Linked DNA regions of Homo sapiens: region 2 is linked to region 1. The links are chromatin loops, found by intact Hi-C in ENCODE. Cell type or tissue: PC-9. All regions are shown on one strand. Links, peaks and the distances in the headings refer to the core of each region. The heading gives the core; the rest is flanking DNA.

The links. A loop is a pair of places that touch in the nucleus more often than their neighbours do. Peaks named below come from ENCODE experiments on the same cell type or tissue, not always from the same donor. Only the 100,000 strongest peaks of a DNase experiment are listed, where the experiment ranks them.
Region 2: it touches region 1 in a loop (6-fold over the local background); 1 of 110 quality-filtered maps calls a loop at or near these places.

Annotation. Positions count from the first base shown.
Region 1 is chr6:109,887,686-109,899,145 of GRCh38, reverse strand. No RefSeq gene overlaps it. Among named protein-coding and RNA genes, the nearest start is that of GPR6, 85 kb to the left of the region's middle. RefSeq lists an enhancer at 5,371-5,985. In PC-9, for the core only: CTCF peaks have their summits at 6,310 and 6,510 (motif pointing left); DNase peaks (open chromatin) are centred at 5,955 and 6,445; H3K4me3 peaks cover 1,035 bases; H3K27ac peaks cover 1,746 bases.
Region 2 is chr6:109,792,575-109,795,074 of GRCh38, reverse strand. FIG4 (FIG4 phosphoinositide 5-phosphatase) reads right to left here. Exons shown (of 23, transcript NM_014845.6): 21 at 2,411-2,493. Among named protein-coding and RNA genes, the nearest start is that of FIG4, 100 kb to the right of the region's middle. In PC-9, for the core only: no CTCF peak of the experiment used is centred there; DNase peaks (open chromatin) are centred at 748 and 1,174; H3K27ac peaks cover 2,164 bases.

The DNA of each region.
Region 1 (11,460 bases), core at 5,502-8,001:
TGATCATTGTACTATGGTTATGAAGAGAATGTCCTTGTTCTAAGGAGATCTATGCTGAAACATTTAAGGATAAAGGGGCATAATATATGCAATTTTCATTCATATGGCTCAGTAATACTAATTATAATAATTATTAGATATAGATAGAGAAAGCTGTGTCAAAATGTTAATTAGTAAATCTAAGTCAAGAGTATATGGGAGATTACTATATACCTTTTGCAACTTTTCTGTAAGTTTAAAATATTTTTCAAAATAAAAAAGGATTTTTTTTAAGTATTGTATTCTGCTTTTCTAATCTCTCTATTGGAGAAATGAGGATTAGATACTTCAATCAGAATTGAAGATGTGGTCTGGGCACAGTAATGCCTGTAATCCCAGCATGTTGAGAGGCTGAGGTGGGAAGATGGCTTAAGCCCAGGTGTTCAAGACCAGCCTGGGCAACATGGTGAAACACTGTCTCTACAAAAAATACAAAAATTAGCCAGGCACGGTCCACAACTGCAACCCCGGCTACTTGTGAAGCTAAGATGGGAGGATTGATTGAGCCCAGGAGATTGAGAGATTGAGTCTGCAGTGAGCCCTGATTATGCCACTGCACTCCAGCCTGGGTGATAGAGCAAAACCCTGTCAAAAAAAAAAAAAAAAAAAGAATTGAAGTTGTGTGGAATCCCCAGAGAGGTCGGGTTGTGTGGGCAATATGCACCTTGCTAGGAAAGAGGGTCATCAGGGCACTAAAAATCCTTTTCTCAAGGTAATGTCCTGGGATGCCCAGTCCCCCAGCCGTGCTGGGTTGAGTTATCTAGGTGAACTGCAGGATTTTGGAGAAAGAAAAGGTATTTTCCATGTAATTACTGTAACAGAAATGCGGGAGTCACCCTCGGTGCCAATCTCTCATTCAACTCGTCACCAAATCTTATGTATTGATTCCACCTTTTAGCTATAATCCAAATGTGTCCCCTCCCCTCTATGTCCTCTGCCAAGGTCCTCACTTCCTTGCCCACATTTCTGTGTCACCTCATCACCTGTCACCTGGTCTTCAGTGGCATCCCTCTGACCTATTCTTCCCACCCAGCCAGGTGCACAGTGAGTGAAGCTTGGTGCCTTGGTAGGGTGGCAGAGAGTGCCACCATGCCTGCTCCTACCTCTGCTGGAAATATCTCCCACCACCTCCTACCATTTCCTGCTGCCCTCTCTCCAACCCTCAATCCACACAGCCTTTGCTCCAACAATTTTGCACTATTTTTGAAGCCACCTTTGCAAAAATTATATCAGTGAAAAAATTATGACAGTGATCTGAGCTAACCCACCCCCATCTTGCCTTTCCCGGAAGGCCCCAGATGGGAAAGAACAATGAACAACTGTTCTAAGAGACGGCTGATCACAAACTACCCAAGGGTGTGACTACCTCAGTGGGCACAATGAATGGCTTCCTTCCTCAGGCACAAGAACCCTGCATGGAATCCCCTCCAGCACAACCCTAGAAAACTTCCCTCCAGCCCCACCTCTTTGCAGACAGCCCCTTTTCTGCTGTGCTGCCTGTTGTAACCTTTGAATGTATTTTCATACTTTCTCTAATAAATCTGCCTTTCTTTGCCTAGACTGCCACCCCCTCTTCCTGGTTCATGTTGGGAACAATTTGGAAAATAAAAGAATTAAGAAATTAAAGAAGTCACAGATAAAGGGAAAAATATGAATGGCTGAGTGAGGCTAAGCTGGAGGGTGTGGTTCAGGTCTGTCAGCCAGCAAGCTGGGGACAGCTCTGGGCAGAGCAAGCTACCTCCACCTGCCCAACTCACCCTGCAAGAGCTCCAACACCCAATGAGACAAAGCTCTCCACCTCCCCAGAGACCAGGAGGTATAGGGGCTAGGTTTGTGCTGAAGGAAATCCCTCCTGCGGGCTCCCTCTAACACGCCCCAGGCTGCAGCCTGCCCCTGTACCTTGTCTCAGCCTTCCCTCCCTGAAAAGCCAGGAAGTGAGCCCTCATCAGAAGCAGACCATGTGGGCCACCCTGATCTCAGGCTTCAAGCCTCCAGAACTGTGAGAAAATAAACTTTTCTTGCTTAACCCTCCCAGTCTATGATCCTTTGTTGTGCCAGCCTGAACAGACTGAGACATTGAGCATGTTCCATGTAAAGTTAATCACATCTTCCTTAGGTCTGTCTCCTTAGATGAAACTTAAAATTTGTCTCCCAAATCAGACATTTATGTAATTTTGAAAGCCAAGTTATACCGAAAGCCTTATAATGAAAATAGTAGTCTACAGCTCTTTTCCTAACTCCTGTCTTCAGCCCAGCTCTCTGGGGAAAAAAGCACTCTCCACTTTCTATTGTTTTTTTTTGATTAGGCAGACCACTCGGTGCTTCCAAGTAATGTTTACACCATGAATACCGGTGTCAAAAGAAAAATCTTGACCAAATTAAGTTTAACAGAGTTTAATTGAGCAAAGAATGATTCACAAATCAGGCAGCCTCTCAGGCCAGAGTAGGCTCAGAGACTCCAGTGCAGCCACATGTTGGAAGATTTGTGGAGAGTAAAAGCAAAGTGATATACAGGAAATGGAAATGAGGTACAGAAACAGCAAGATTGGTTACAGCTCAGTGTTTGCCTTATTTGGACCTGGTTTGAACACTTGGCCACCTTTGATTGGCCAAAACTCAGTGATTGGCACAAGATTTGGCTACTGAGGACTAAGTTCTGATTTTTTCATCTTGCCCAAATTCCTATCTAAAAGGTCTGGGGAGTCATGCCCTACAAACGGTAACTTCTCATTGGATGGGTTTTACTTAACCCTCTATACTGTGACTTACTTTCCATCCTGACTCTGGTGTAATATTACAAGACAATGAAAAAAAGAAAAATCGAAATATTTTATCCCAAAACATGTTTCTTTGCCATATCTTGAAATGGCCCTTCAAAGCTGTCCTTTGTGGGGGAAAATCTCCATCTGTAGAGAATCTATTAACATAGCTAGATCTTTTCCTTCCAGGCCCTCCCAATCCTAAAGAGATTAACTAAAAGTCTCGCATCTTTTAAAGATTTGAATAGGAAACATTTGTCATCTATTGTCTCTAAGGGAAGCCACTATAAGATTTCAAAGGGACCTTGTTCTCCAAAATATTTTATCTTAACCTGAACATTTCCTTTCTATCAATCCCAGGTCTTACACAAAATCAACCAATTGTCAACCAGAAAATGTTTAAATTTACCTATAGCCTGGAAGCCGCCCCCCAACCTTAGAGTTGTCCCACCTTTCTGGACCAAAGCAATGTATTTCTTAAATGTATTTGATTGATGTCTCATGCCTCCCTAACATGTATAAAACCAAGCAGCACCCCGACCATCTTGGGCACATGTTCTCAGGACCTCCTGAGGGCTGTATCATGGGCCATGGTCACTCATATTTGGCTCAGAATAAATCTCTTCAAATATTTTACAGAGTTTGGCTCTTTTCATTGACACTACAGTCTGTATACAACTCTATTTGGGTTATAGTTCATGGTGTAGAGAGGAACATTTAGGCTGAACTTAAAATATGTAAGGAGGCAGCTATCAGCTAAACTTGATTGAACAATTTCCTACTTTGGGTCATCCTCTCAATTTTGACAGATTGGCCAAAACTTTAGTCATTGATGTCACTATTACCATTGTCTGTACTTACTTGGTTTTGAGACCCACTGGGAAATAGCCGAACAGTGGGGTTTGTAAGGTGGGAATAAGAACTTTAGGGTTTTTTTTGTTTTTTTTTTTGTTGTTGTTGTTGTTGTTGTTGTAAGGTTTAGAGTAGAGGGTATCTCCTTATGCTGGAATGTGCTATATACAGAGGAAAAAACAAAAGCTAATCTGTTCTAGGATCGATGTGTTTCCTTAAAGTTTTAGTTTGGTTATGTCACATTTAGTATGAGAGACTCCATTTTGGTTTGGTCTGGTCTGTTGCAGCCTAGTGCATAAGCTCAGTCCAAAACAATGGCCTTTCCACAATTTTGTTTAAAAATTCTCTCGTTTTGGTCAGGTTCTCACTTAGGTAAGAGTGTGACTGAAAATTAGGGCCTTAGCACTACTCTCAGTTACCATGATTTTGGGTTTCTGGTCTCAGCACATAATTCATAGGTTACAGTGCCCTTATGGTCACACATTTTTTCAGCTCTTGCCATTCAACTTGAAGACAGTGGAATGACATTCTAGAGATGGCTGCATGCAAACATTTAAAACTGTTGAGAGAATACAGCACACCAGACAGACTACTATTATAACTATTATAACTATCAGAAGGATATTACCAAGAGTTTGGAGTATCCTCCTTAGCCAGGGTCCCCATGAACCAAACCAACTAAAATCAAATAGGTCAAAGAATAAGCTAGATAAAGAATCTACTCACTTTAACTAAGCAGTCTCTTTGTTAATCCCCTACAACTGAATCTCTGTAATACCCAGTGTGATGTATTTCTCTATGAGCAATAAGAAGTGATAGCAGCTGCACAAATGAAGCAGAAGATACAAAAAAACAAAACACAAGTTTTTCTTTTTCGGCCTCCCCCTTCAGATTCTTCTCCCTTACCATTGTTCCTTGTTCTGTTCTTATAATTATTTTTGCAAGTTTTGTAAGTTCCTGTTTTTCCCCTTCTGTGCAGCATTGTAAGGTCACAAGATATGCTTGAGTTACAAAACCTGTCACTGTTCAACAACTGCCTTTGTTCTGCTTCTGAAAGCTTGTTTGCCCACACTACAGGTTTTGTGCCATCAAACCGGCCAACCTCCCTTCAGATGCATGTATAAAAGTCAAGCCCTGTCTTTGTTCGGGCTCAGCCTTCGGATGTTAATCTCCTGGGCCGGTGCGCTCCTAATAAAATCCTCCTGTCCCACCCATTGGTCTCTCCTGTCCCTTGATTCATGTAACATTTCTGGGGGCTCATCCAGGATTGGAGATGACAGGTTTTCTGTCTCCTTTGCCTGTGGGTCTGGGGACCCAAGCCAGGGGGAGACACATGACCTCAGGTGTGCCAAGGGGGGAACTTAAACCCAGGTGAGAGATGGGCTCTCCTGTGACCCAGTGCCCCTCCCCGTCAGTGCAACAGAACCTAAGGGGCTACTGGATGATTCCAGGAACAGCATGCTACAGGACTGCAGTAAGGTTTGGGGCTCGAGGCAGGACCTGTCCCATAAGGATGGAAGGGGAGTCTGATCAACTCCCGGGATGTACCTAGTAGTCCAACCCAGGACATGAGAGTGGCTCGCTAAGTTGGTTGAAACCTACACCCCAACCTGAGAAGAAGAACTGGGAGTGGGAGAGTGTGTGAATGCGTGTGAATGAGTGGAGTGGAGCATGTGGGACTGCAAGTCTCCTAGTGTGAGACCATATGTCCCGAGCAAGTGTGGGACTGACTGGGACTAGTGGTGAACTGCATACAGCTTATGGAGGCTCCCCACAATTTAGTGATTGTGGGGTCCAGGTTTGGGGTTTATACAAACCCTCCAATGCTAAATGGCATCTGAAATACTCCCATGAGGGAGGTGGTCTAATTGGTCTGAAGTGAAAGCAAAAGAGAGTGAGTTGCACCATAACCGGGAGGAAATGGGAGGGAAGCCGTCAAAACTCACCCCATTAGAATGTATGTTAAAGAACTTTAAGAAAGGTTATACAGGGGATTATGGGATCATGTTGACCCCCAAGAAGTTAAGAACCCTTTGTGAAATAGAATGGCCCTCTTTTCATGTCAGATGGCCAGCCGAAGGAACAATAGATGGGGGAACAATTGGCTGTATACATTGGGTGGTGACTGGGGTCAGAGGACAGCCAGGGCATCCAGACCAATTTCCTTATATTAATACATGGCTGAATATAGTCCAAACCTGACCTGCATGACTACAGCCCTGCCTGGCGGCTAGTTACAAAATGCTTGTGGCTTGAGCCAAACCTAAAATGAAAGAAAAATCAGCTTCACCAGAAGCTACGGGGACAAAGGGAAAGCCACAGGAAAGACAGGAAAAACTGGTTTTGCAGGAACCACTGGAGGAAATAGAAATCCCTCCTCCCTATACCCCAATCTACCCCACTTTACCAAGGCTGGCCCCTTAGGAGTCAGGTTCAGATAATGATGAGCCCCAGGCTTCACCCGAAAAGGAAAAATCAGAACCACTGCCCCAGGAGGTCAAGGAGGAAATTCAGGCTGATCAAGCAAGCTGCCTCCAGTCTGGCCGCACCTGGGCTTTGCAGATGCCTCTCTGGGAAACTTGGGGCCCCTCTATTATGATTAATATGGCCATATCCAAGGGGGGCAATGGACCTTCATCTACCAGCCTTTTTCAACCACTGATCTCCTAAACTGGAAACACCATACTCCCTCACACACAAAGAAGCCCCAGGCCTTCATAGATCTAATGCAGTCCATTTTTCAGACACATAATCCAACTTGGCCAGATTGCAAACAGCTCCTCCTGACGCTGTTTAACAACGAAGAGCGCCAAAGGGTGACCCAAGCAGCCCTCTGCTGGCTAGAAAACAATGCACCAGAAGGCACACTTAATGTCCAGGCATACGCTCAGGGCCAATTCCCAGAAGCAGACCCACACTGGGACCCAAATGTTGCAACCCAATTATAGCACCAGCAGAGGTACCGAGAGGCACTCTTGCAAGGACTAAGGGAGGGCAGAAAGAAGGCAGTCAATATGGGGAAAATCTCGGAAGTGCTTCAGGGAACTGATGAAAGCCCTAGCCAGTTTTATGAGAGACTCTGTGAGGTGTTCCAGCTCTACACTCCGTTTGATCCTGAGGCTACTGAGAATCAGTGCATGGTGAATGCAGCATTTGCAGGACAAACCCAGGGGGACATCAGGCAGAAACTACAAAAGCTAGAAAGTTTCACAGGCATGAATGCCACCCAACTTTTGGAAGTGGTCACCAAGGTGTATGTTAACTGTGACGAGGAGGCAAAAAGGGAAGCAGATCAGAGACTCAGGAAGAAAGCTGATCTGCTAGCAGCAGCACTCATGGAAAGAGGAACAAGTATCACCAGAGGACGTGGATGCGGACACAGATGAGGAAGGGACCAAACTGGGCAAAGACCCGAAAATTGGCCAAGACTGGATAGGGACCAATGTACATGATGTAAGAAGAAGGGACACTGGAAGAATAAATGTCTGAGGATGACAAGGGAAATGACAGAGGCTATAAAACTAGAAGACTGCCAGCCAAGGGCTACTGTACCCCAAAGGAGCCAGACGCCAACCTTATCGGGCTGGCAGGGACTGAAGGGTATGAAGACTAGGCAAGACCGGGCTCCATCTCCTTAGGCCCCCAGGAGCCCATGGTCATATTGGAAGTAGAGGGCCAACTGATGGACTTTAAGGTAGACACCAGGGCTGAACACTCGGTAGTGACACAGCCCATAGGGCCACTATCCATACATCGTGCAACTATTGTTGGAGCTTCAGGGGTCCCAGAGAAGAGGCCATTTTGCCGGCCTAGGAGTTGTGTCATGGGGGAAGAGAAGTCCAACATGAATTCCTGTAACTCCCAAATTGCCCAGTTCCCTTGCTGGGAAGAGACCTGTTCCAAAAACTGCAAGCACAGATTGCTTTTGGGCCACAAGGGGATATGACTCTAAATCTGACTTACCCAAGGGCCATGGTGTTAACTCTTACCATCCCTCAGGCTGAAGAATGGAGACTGTACATCAAGGAGTTACCAGAACTGGGACTGGATGAACTGTATGGGCTGCTTTGTAAGATTCCTGGAGTATAGGCCTAGGACAACCCACCTGGGCTAGCTGTAAACCAGGCACTGGTGATAGTAGAGCTAAAATCAGGAGCAACACTGGTCAGGTTCATCAATACCCACTACCCCAAGAAGCCATACAGGGCATTCAAGAACATTTCAAGTGGCTCTTGGAACATGGAATCTTAGCCTGATGCCAGTCATCCTGGAACACTCCACTTTTGCTGGTACAAAAACCAGAGAGTAATCAATACAGACCAGTGCAGGACTTGCATGCTGTAACCAGTGCAGGTTACAGACCAGTGCAGGACTGAATGAATGAATGCAGACTGGTGCAGGACTTGCAGTCTACTGTAACCATCCACCCAATGGTACCAAACCCGTACACATTGATGGGACTCATTCCGGCTAGTGCAGCCTGGTTTACTTGTCTGGACTTAAAAGATGCTTTCTTCTGCCTTCACCTGCCACCAATTAGTCAGCCCATTTTTGCATTTCAATGGGAGGATCCAGTCACAGGCACAAAGGAACAGCTCACCTGGACTAGACTCCCACAAGGATAAAAAAACTCTCCCACAATCTTTGCAGAGGCATTGGCTGCCGACCTCAAGGCCTACACCCCACCAGATGACAACTGCACCTTGCTACAATATGTGGATGACCTCCTTTTGATGGCCCCAACCCGGAAGGACTGCTACTGGGGAACCCAAGGCCTCCCCCACCTCCTATAGAAGGCCAGATATAAGGTGTCCAAGAGAAAAGCTCAAATTTGCCAACAGAAGGTCAAATATTTGGGCTTCATAGTGACCCAAGGGGAACACCAGCTAGGCATTGAATGAAAACAGGCTGTTTGAACACTCCCAATTCCAACTACCCGGCACCAGATAAGAGAGTTCTTGGTGGTGGCAGGGTTCTGCCATATCTGGATCCCAAATTTCTCACTTATGGCCAAGCCCTTATATGAAGACACAAAGGGTGGGGAAAGGGAGCCCGTCCTCTGGGAGGCTGATCAGTAAAGGGCATTTAAACAAATCAAAGAAGCCATAACTTAGGCCCCAGCCTTAGGACTGCCGGATATAACTAAGCCTTTCTTTCTATATGTCCATGAATGAAAGGGAATGGCTATAGGAGTCCTGACTTAAGTCATAGAATCATTGCATCGCCCGATGACATATTCATCCAAACAACAGGACTCCGTGGTGCTAGGGTAGCTTCCTTGCCTTAGGGCACTAGCTGCCACCACCATACTGACACAGGAAGCTGACAAATTGACTTTAGGGCAAAACTGACTATTTGGGTACTGCATTCGATTATAACTTTAATGGATCAGAGAGGGCACCATTGGTTATTGAATCCAAGGATGACTCAGTACCAGGGGCTCCTATGTGAAAATCCCCACATAACTTTAGAAACAGTAAACACCCTTAACCCGGCCAACTTGCTCCCAGTCGAACCGGGAGCCCCACTTCATAACTGTGTGGAAATAGTAGATGAAGTATTCTTGAGCTGGGGAGATCTCATGGACCACCCCCTTAGAGTCCCAGATGTTGAATACTTCACAGATGGAAGCAGTTTTATACTGGAAGGGGTCCACTGGGCTGAGTATGTGGTGGTAACATTGGACTTAGTGGTGGAGGCTCAGCCTCTGCCCACCAGAACATCAGCCCAGAAGGCAGAACTAATATCCCTGACGAGGGCCTGTTTGCTGGCGAGGGGCAAAAGGGTCAATGTTTATACTGATTCTAAATATGCCTTTTCCACATTGCATGTTCATGGAGCTATATATAAGGAGAGAGAACTCTTAACTGCTGGGGGTAAAGAAATAAAGTATAAGGAGGAAATTCTACAACTCTTAGATGCTGTATGGGCCCCAAAGAAGGTAGCTATTATACACTGCAGGGGGAACCAAAGGGCGGGAACACTGGAGGCCAGCCCAAAGGAAACAAAAAGGCAGACAGGGAAGCAAAATGGGCAGCTATGACCACTCCGCATCTTAGGGAAGAAGCCCTGGCTATGGCCCTCCTCCCAGAGCCTCCCCTCCCGGTGGTCCTAAGTTATTCTCCAAATGCGAAGGCCTGGTTTAGCCGAGAATCTGGAAAATACATTGAGAGAGGTGGTGGAGATTCTCCAGTGGGAGACTAGCCATCCCTGAAATGGTGGCCCCCAAATTTGTATAACAATTCCATCAAGGAAATCATATGGGGGAAACGGCACTGGAAACGCTACTGGGACACCGTTTCTATGGACCACGGCTCACAGCCATCACCTGAGCCATTTGTGAACAATGTCTAATTTGTGCCCAGAACAACCCATGACAAGGGCTTACTCGGCCCCCAGGGATTCAGGAAATGGGAGCCACACCCTGTGAAAATCTACTTATGGACTTCACCGAGCTGCCCTGAGCGGGGAGGGCTGCCAGTACATGCTAGTATTCATCTGCACCTTTTTGGGATGGGTTGAGGCTTTCCCTACCCAAACAGAGAAAGCACGAGAAGTGACTAAAATACTGTTAAGAGACATTATCCCCAGATTTGGACTGCTCCTGACTCTAGATTCAGACAATAGACCAGCATTTGTAGCTGAAATAGTTCAGGAACTAACATGGCTGTTAGTTCCTCACAGAGCTCAGGAAAAGTAGAGCACATGAACCAGACACTCAAACAGCTACTAAAGAAATATTGCTAGGAAACTCATCTGAGATGGGATCAAGTCCTGCCCATGGTCCTCCTCTGAGTCAGGTGTATCCCCACCAAACAAACTGGGTATTTACCCCATGAGATCTTGTTCGGCCAGCCACCCTCAATCATAGGTCAAATTAAGGGTGATGTCCATGAACTAGGGGAATTGACCTTGAGAAGGCAAATGCAGGCCTTAGGGATAGGCATGCAAGGTGTCCATGGCTAGGTACAGGAGAGAATACCCATAAGCCTGACAGACTCAGTATGCCCCCTTTAAACCTGGGGACTCTGTTTGGGTTGAGAAATGGAATCCAACCACTCTGGGACCCATATGGGAGTGCCCCCATACTGTGATGTTGGCTACTCCCACTGCTATTAAAGTTACAGGAATTGTGCCTTGGATCCACCACAGTCGGCTAAAACCAGCAATCCAAGACAAGTGGACCAGCCCACAGGACCCAGACCATCCAAGCTGGCTGATCCTACGACGGGACCAAGTTGCCATTAGGGATGACAGCAGCTCTGCTCTGGTCACTCCGGAAGCTGACCTGTCTATGCACAGCTGAAGCTTGAGGAGGCAACAGCCCTGCTCCAGTCACCCCAGAAGCAGACTAGTCTATGACCGGCCGAAGTTAGAGTGGAACATGCAAGTACGTCATCAATACATACTTCTTTTTCTCCTAACTATAATACTACCCTTATCCGTGTTGGGAGAGGGACCCATAGAAGGATGGCCCCCTGCACTCATACTATGGGGTCAGGGAGCAACATAACCAGAACCCTGTTGTACCACACTTATTATGAGTGTACAGGGACCCCCTGGGGGAACTTGTACACACAACCAGACAAACTACTCAATCTGTGACCCAGAAAATGGCCAGCCTTATATATTTTATGACCCTAAGTCCTCACCTTCTGAAGCCTGGTTTAAAGTTTATGTTGGGTCAAAAGAAGGAAGACTTCTGAACCAAACCAAAGTCCCTCCCTCCCAGGGGGAGGTCATTTCCTTATATTTTGATGCTTGCCAAGCAACATACATAGGTCCCTATCTCGTAGTCTCCTGTGGTAGC
Region 2 (2,500 bases), core at 1-2,500, 99 kb after region 1:
GAGGAAGTAAGTAGAAAGCTTTCAGGTCTGGTAAAATAGCAAACCAAAGATACTAGAAAAGGTGAGGGAAAAGGAAGACATAGACAGCGGGGCTCAGCAATTAGAAAAAAACTACAAAACCGAGAAATCCTTAGGCGTCCAAAGGTGGGCAAGGCCTAAGGTAGGAAAAACAGGCAGAAGAATGGGAAGCTGGAAGACAGGCTGCGGAAACCACTTCTAGCTGTGTGGCTTCCCTTCTCCACTGGTTCTGTGATAGGCCAGGTGGGAGCTGTTACATGCAAGCCAGGCTAGGTCACTGTCTACTATGTGCACAAACATAGCCAGCCAACTGAGTGCAGAAACGGGGTGGCAGGGGCACCTGCCAATTCAGCGCAGAACTACCTGGGCTCTAGCCCTGCCTTGAAACTCTCCCCTTTGGATCAGAGGAGGCACTAAGAAAGCTCCAGAGCCTAGCTGAGCCAAAAGTGGGTGCCAATCAGTCCCTGAACATCCCTTGGTCACCCTCTGGCACAGTTACCCCACAGATACTGATGGAGGGAGGATTCCTCTGCCTACTGCAATGCCCATGGCAGATGGAGAGGGGAGATATTCCAGGGCAGGCAAGGCAGTAAGGGCAGTGTGCCCACAGGAAGGGGTACTCACAGGGAAAGAATGATCAGCCCCGTTTCTCCCCTTCCCCCAAGGTCTGCATCATAAGCAGAGGCAGCTGATTATGATCAAGAGAACAAAAAGGAGGGAACAGCCTAAAATCCCACGGTACCCAGAAACACAGGATATGACTCCTGGATAAGGCACTAAATGGCTCTACTTGCTGCGCTATTAGCCCATAAAAGGGGATAATATCTTTTTAATCTACTACAGAATTGCCTAAAGAACAAACAAAACAGTGTAAACTGTTATACAATGAAAGGAGGTATTATCTTCAGAATATCAAACACAGAATTTTATTCTAGGACATGGGTTCCTCCCTCCCCTGAAGTAACCCCTTCAATCCTTGGCACATACACTCATTCCCTCTGCAATAAACAAAGTCATATTACTCAGTCAGTAACTTCAGATAATTCATTCTTCAGGCCACATGGTTTGTAAAGGCCCACTTCAACTACTACAGAGTTTGGCTACAGAGTTCTGACAGCCATGATGAATAAGTACTGTGTGTTTGTGTGTCAGAGTGAGGAGGGTGTGGCTGTGCTCTGATGACTAAATTGGCTTCCAGTCAATGACGCATATTCAAAAAAGTGCAAGTTACAGGAGCTGCTTTGGCAGTCAGGAAATGCTGTGCATTTTATATTTTATATATTATAGAGTAGTTTTTATTAATTGAAATGAAAAGCTGACAATATCTAATTCAATGGATTCTGTAAATGAAATGCCCTCATTTAAAAATAACTGAAGATCAGTGCTCATTTTATATTATACAATTTACATTTTACAGACACATTTACAAATTTGTATAAGTGGAACTGTATTCATATGCAATAATCAAGTCTTCTAAATCCATGTATTAAGCTGAGGAGGTGTTTGCAATGTTCTCATCAGGTTCGTGGGGATTTCTGAGTGAAGGATTCTTTTGAGAATCTGCTAAATCTATCTTCTCAAAAGGACACACATACACACGAAATTATGCACATGATTTCAGGGAATGCCTTATGGGTATCCCCTCCTTTCAACTAGATTTGCCTAATAAAGGCCTATAACATTGTGAATTAGCACCCTATTATTACTGTTTTCTTTTTCCTCCTCAGTCACCACTCCCACCAGCATCCAGGACCTAAAGTGATGCAAGGTCCTCATTTGTCAATATCCCAGATTTATTTTGTGAGAAGGGACTTTGATCTTGAGGATTTAGAAATGCAGGAATGTACTGGTACTTTGGTTTGTAGTTTACATATGAGCAGTGCAGATACCTGCATGCATCATAAATTTTTATCATTGAGGGGCAGAGTCTCAGGCATTTAGCACTTTAACTCTGTATATAAATCAATGTTTCAGAATTTGACCGCCTCAATGCTGAAACTGCATTTTAAGTGGAATTCATTTTCTTCTGTATTGCTGACTATTTTCATTTCTTAAAAGTTATATTAGGCTGGACGCAGTGGCTCACACCTGTAATCTTAGCACTTTGGGAGGCTGAGGTGGGCGGATTGCCTGAGCTCAGGAGTTTGAGGCTAGCCTGGGCAACACAGTGAAACCCCGTCTCTACTAAAATATAAAAAATTAGCCAGGCATAGTGGCGTGCACCTGCAATCCCAGCTACTCAGGAGCCGAGATCATACCACTGCACTACAGCCTGGGCAACAGAGCAAGACTCTTGTCTCCAAAAAAAAAAAAAAAAAAAGGTATAGTAGTTAGAAGTTACTGTAATTATAAATATTCATTTTTCTTTAATATCTACATGAAAGTATCTCACCTTGAATAAATGGAGAAATCTTCTTCTGAGAGGCCATCTGAGAGGTTAATTCCATATAGCTCCTTCATGGGTTGGACCACATTCTGGGGT